Regions from separate parts of the Homo sapiens genome. Here region 2 is linked to region 1. The links are chromatin contacts, found by Hi-C in ENCODE. All regions are on one chromosome and are shown on one strand. Each heading gives the region's core, a stretch centred on a gene start or an enhancer-like site at or near the end of the contact. The rest is flanking DNA. Distances are from core to core; before and after follow the strand shown. Region 1 overlaps ZYG11A (zyg-11 family member A, cell cycle regulator). Region 2 holds the start of LRP8 (LDL receptor related protein 8).

What was found. Hi-C counts contacts between places; a loop is a spot of excess contacts on that map. Pooled maps may share reads with other maps.
Region 2: a pooled map shows a loop between it and region 1 (4-fold over the local background). The contact joins the promoter of LRP8 here to the enhancer-like site in region 1. A Hi-C loop is called at or near these places in 2 of 37 single-sample maps with no recorded cell type and 2 of 50 pooled maps.

What each region holds. Positions count from the first base shown.
Region 1 is chr1:52,859,307-52,862,028 of GRCh38, reverse strand. ZYG11A (zyg-11 family member A, cell cycle regulator) reads right to left here. Exons shown (of 14, transcript NM_001004339.3): 4 at 1,158-1,298. Among named protein-coding and RNA genes, the nearest start is that of ZYG11A, 18 kb to the right of the region's middle. Within about 2 kb of position 1,413, at least 3 of the 41 ENCODE cell types and tissues checked have a DNase peak (open chromatin) inside an H3K27ac peak, as active enhancers do.
Region 2 is chr1:53,326,820-53,329,519 of GRCh38, reverse strand. LRP8 (LDL receptor related protein 8) reads left to right here and starts at 1,450. Exons shown (of 19, transcript NM_004631.5): 1 at 1,450-1,731; 2 at 2,528-2,647. The coding sequence starts at 1,608. It overlaps LRP8-DT (LRP8 divergent transcript), which reads right to left and starts at 1,287. Exons shown (of 3, transcript NR_131923.1): 1 at 1,145-1,287. RefSeq lists enhancers at 1,014-1,243, 2,294-2,403 and silencers at 1,314-1,513, 1,584-1,733, 1,784-1,953, 2,469-2,700.

The DNA of each region.
Region 1 (2,722 bases), core at 164-2,663:
CCATGTTGGCCAGGCTGTTCAAATTCCTGACCTCAGGTGATCTGTCCACCTCAGCCTCCCAAAAAGTGCTGGGATTACAGGCGTGAGCCATGGTGCCCAGCCAGAAGCTAATTTTTTTTCTTTTTCTAAATTTTTGTAGAGACAGGGTCTTACTAATGTTGATCAGGCTAGTCTTGAACTCCTGGCCCCAGGAAATCCTCCCATCTCGGCCTCCCAACCAAAGTGGTGGGATTACAGGCATGAGCCACCACAGCTGACCCAGAGTTTTTCTTTATACAGCTTTTGAGCTGTAAATAAAGTTAATCTCCCATGCTGTAAAAATATTTTTTTTTGAGTCTCGCTCTGTCACCAGGAGGGAGTGCAATGGCACAATCTCGGCTCACTGCAACCTCCACCTCCCGAGTTCCAGCGATTCTCCTGCCTCAGTCTCCCAAGTAGCTGGGACTATAGGAGTGCGCCACCACGCCCACCAAATTTTTGTATTGTTTTTAGTGGAGACGGGGTTTCACCATGTTGGCCAGGATGGTCTCAATCTCTTGACCTCGTGATCCACCCGCTTCGGCCTCCCAAAGTGCTGGGAAAATATCCACATTTTTAAGGAATTGCAAAAAATTACAAATAAAGACAAGGTTTTTCTTAAGACCTTTCATTGTTATGTTTCACTAAAAACAACAATTTTCAAATAAACACATGTATAAAAGAAAAATAAATAACTGAAGTTTTCTTTCCCAAGCCTCTTAATACTTGTAATTACATTTACAATAAAACGCATCCTTCCCTAAACCAAAGCTAAGTTTGGCTATATCGATAAAAGCAACTTTATGTCATTCACAAAATACTTCAAGTGGTAGATTTGGCCACCCTTAATTATTTTTATTTTGTTCTGCACTTGTTTTCTTTCAGAAAGCCACATGATCCTATTATTCCCTTACTTAGACCAAATTTTAACTGTTTTGATTCTAATTTATTCCACATAAATCCAGATGCTCAAAGCAAAAGACACTTTGGCAGCTAAGCTTAACATTCTTTGCTCTATGAGAGCACTTGACTCACTATAGAATAAAGCATATAATTTATTATATTCAGTGTGGTTCGTGAACAATTATTAATTGAACCAAGTTAAGAAGTAATAGTAAAAATTGTCTTCCTTCAATTACCTTTAAAATAGCAGGCATGGTTACCTCCATTGAAAATGTCTCTGTGAACAGCCTGTGGAGGGCTTCCTTCACAAAACATGATCTGTTCCTGTATCGGCTCAGTGCTTCTGAAATCTGACTCATACTGGCTCCTCCAGCAACCTGAAAATAAAGATGTTACCAAACAGGTTTCACCATTCATATTTTTTCACCATTCATTTTTAACCACAGGGTTTTTGGGGCATCCAGTGTTTAAGACAATAACAACAAATGTTCAATTAAATGTTCCAGGTGTTGGCCAGGCGCAGTGGCTCACGCCTGTAATCCCAGCACTTTGTGAGGCTGAGGCAGGTGAATCACCCGAGGTCAGGAGTAGAGACCAGCCTGAACAATATGGTGAAACCCCATCTCTACTAAAATTACAAAAATTAGCCAGGCGTGGTGGCAGGCGCCTGTAGTCCCAGCTACATGACAAAATATGCTGAGAGAAAGTAAAGATCTAAATAAATGCAGAGATATACAGGATTCAAGAATCAGGAGACTAGCGCCAGGCGTGGTGGCTAATGCCTGTAATCCCAACACTTTGGGAGTCTGAGGCTCAAGGGTTGCTTGAGCCCAGGACTACGAGACCAGCCTGGACAACATAGTGAGACCTCGCCTCTATTTTTTAAAACAACATGAGACTCAACGTTATTAAACGGCAATTTTCCTCAAACTGACCTACAGATTTAATGCAATCCCAACTAAAATACCAGTAGTCCTTTTTGTAGATATTGACAAGTTGCTTTTATGATTTATATGGAAATACAAAGAACCTAGAATAACCAAAACAATTATGAAACAGAATAACAGTTGAAGAAGTCACATTACCCAATTTCAAGACTTCATATAAAGTTATAGTAATCAAGACAGTAGGCCGGGGCACAATGGCTCAGGCCTGTAATCCCAATACTTTGGGAGGCCAAAGTGGGCAGATCACCTGAGGTCAGGAGTTCAAGACCAGCCTGGCCAACATGGTAAATCCTCATCTCTACTAAAAGTACAAAAATTAGATGGGCGTGGTGGTGCACGCCTATAGTCCCAGCTACTAGGGAGGCTGAGCCAGGAGAATCACTTGAACCCGGGAGGCAGAGGTTGCAGTGAGCCGAGATCACACCACTGCACTCCAGCCTGGGTGACAGACCGAGACTCTGTCTCAAAAAAAAAAAAAAAAAAAAAAAAAAAAGGCAATACACAAACAGATAAAAATAAAGAGCCCAGCTGGGCGTGGTGGCTCACACCTGTAATCCTAGCACTTTGGAAGGATGAGGCAGGCAGATCACGAGGTCAGGAGATCGAGACTATCCTGGCTAACACGGTGAAACACCATCTCTACTAAAAATACAAAAAATTAGCCAGGCGTGGTGGTGGGTGCCTATAGTCCCAGCTACTCTGGAGCCTGAGGCAGGAGAATGGCGTGAACCCGGGAGGCGGAGATTGCAGTGAGCAGAGATCGTGTCACTGCACTCCAGCCTGGGCGACAGAGCAAGACTCCGTCTCAAAAAAAATAAAAAATAAAGAGCCCAGTAACAGACTCACACATATAC
Region 2 (2,700 bases), core at 201-2,700, 470 kb before region 1:
GCACATATAGGTGAAAGGACGCCTGCATTTCGTTGTCTGTGTGCTAATGGTCTGTCTCCCCACAGGTCAGGGACCTCTCCGGGGCTGGCACCATGCCTGATTCACCTTGGTACCCGCAGGCCCAGCACAGGGTTGGCACAGAACAGGGCCTGAAATGCTTGCTGAATGACTGAATGAACAAGGGACAGGAGGGGTGATGATGGCAGGAGCACCGTGCCGGGCTCTCTGGGGATCTAAGTCCCTTTCTGGTGGGGTGGCCACAGATATTGCCGCTGGGCTGCCCTTTGGGGGACTACGGCTCAGGAGGCTGCTGAGGAGACAGGGTGGTTTCCAGGCCAAGGGCTAACAGCACCTGCCCATCCGCGAGGGAGGTGAAGGGGCAAGAGGGGAGGGAGGGTGGACCTAACACTGGCTCTTGGCACCTGCAGGCCGGTTGTTTTGAGTGGCCAATGCCCTGGAATCTCATTCTCTAAAGAAGGTTGTGTGGGTTGGACCCGGCTCACAAGTCTGAGGCTGAAATCGAATCCCAGCTCGCTCTCCGCACCCATTCTCCCCAGTGTGGGTGAGGCGGGCTGCAGCCCTCCAGAGGAAGAGGTGCCTTCTCCTTCCTGCAGAAGACAGCAGGGGCGGACAGCGCGGGCCTAGGTGCGCGGCCCCTAGCGGCAGGGATGGCATCCCTTCCGTGCCCTCCCCTTCCCCCCCGCCCGGCCCGCCCCACAGACCTCGTCTTTCTCCATCACAGCGAGGATTCCTTGTCTTCCCTGCGGGCCCCCCCTGGTTGCCCCTCTGACTAGGGGCCTGGAGCGTACTTAACGACGATGAATAGTCTGTGCACCAGGCCCAATCCACCTGCCTCACGTCCCCATGATCACATGAGCGTGCAACATGCACAGATGCACATGGCACGGAAACCAAACCAGCCACAGGGATTTATAATATCCCAGCCGGAGCCCATGACAGGTGCAGGGGTCCAGCCCTGCGCCCCCAGCTTCTCCCTGCTCATCCACATCTTGGGATCTCACCCCTATCCCTCCCTCCCCCGCCCCACGCGCACACTGCACAGGCCTGTTCGTCCTGTAACATCATTTCCCCTCCCGCCCAGGCTCACTCCTAGACATCCCTCAGCCTCTGATCCGCCTGTCACCTCCTCCAGGAAGCCTCTGCTGCTTCCTCTGGACCTGCTACCTCCGTGGTGAGGGGCTCGCCTGGCCCATCCCTGCGTCTGCAGAGCCCAGCACTCAGGCGAGCCCAGAGCAGGGCCGTGGAGCGCCCGCTGAGAGAAGAGTGGACGAAAGACAGGAGGGAGGAGGGCGAGGAGGCGGCGGCAGGGGGAGCGTGGGGCGGAGGCGGCAGCGGGAGGGAGCGCGCGCGCTGGCGGCGGCCGCCCAGGGCCGGGGCCGCGCGCCCAGCCTGAGCCCGCCCCGCCGCCGAGCGTCACCGAACCTGCTTGAAATGCAGCCGAGGAGCCGGGGCGGGCGGCAGCGGCGGCGGCGGCGGCGGCGGGGGCAGCGGCAACCCCGGCGCCGCGGCAAGGACTCGGAGGGCTGAGACGCGGCGGCGGCGGCGCGGGGAGCGCGGGGCGCGGCGGCCGGAGCCCCGGGCCCGCCATGGGCCTCCCCGAGCCGGGCCCTCTCCGGCTTCTGGCGCTGCTGCTGCTGCTGCTGCTGCTGCTGCTGCTGCAGCTCCAGCATCTTGCGGCGGCAGCGGCTGATCCGCTGCTCGGCGGCCAAGGTGCGTGCAGCCGGTCTCTGACTCGGCTCTGCTCCGCCCTAGCCACCAACAAAGCGCGGCCGGGAGGCCGGAGCGGGGAGGGGTCCAGAACCCGGGGCTATCGGGGGCTCCCGGGCGGACAGGCTCCACGCGAAGCGGCTATTCCTGAATTTGCCCTCGGCCCCCCGCCCCCGCGGGCCTCGGTGTTGAGGGCTCTGCCCTCTGGGCAGCGGATCTTGGGGGAGGGGTGCAGGGGGGCTTGGCCAGCGGGGAACTTTGCCGGAGGGGCGGCCATTCATGGTTCCGGATGAGCTGTGTGATTCTCGCCGTTGGGGTTTATTTGACACGCGCGCTCCGCGGCGGTAATGAGCAGAGCCGGGCGGCTTCTCCGCTTGACAATGCGTTTCCGCAGACCCCTGCGCGCGGCGGAGAGAGAGGGGGCTGCCTGCCAGGGTGATGTGCCTGCGGCTCCCACTGCGCCTGGCGCGCGGGCGCGGGGACTCCCTATGGGCTGTATCTGAGCAGATCTCTGACTATGGGTCGCGTGTGCGGGTGAGTGCGTCTGAATGGAGGGTATACCCAGGTCGTGTGACACTTTAAGTAGGTGCCTGGTCTCGCCGTGCCACCGAGCGGCCCGACATCCACGGAACCCCTGCCATCGTGCCCTCCCTTTGGATGGAGTGTGCCTGAAGCCCCCGGGGTCTCCATAATCGCCCCCTTTCCTCCTCCCCAGCGGGTCCTTCCGGGTGGCCCGGACTGCATGGTGGGGAGTGGGGCCGAGTCCGCTGATCCAGCTCACGCTCCCTCCCCCTCGCAGGGCCGGCCAAGGATTGCGAAAAGGACCAATTCCAGTGCCGGAACGAGCGCTGCATCCCCTCTGTGTGGAGATGCGACGAGGACGATGACTGCTTAGACCACAGCGACGAGGACGACTGCCGTGAGTGGCGGGCCAGGGAGCTCAGACCCGGGGAGAGAAAAGGAACGGTGGGG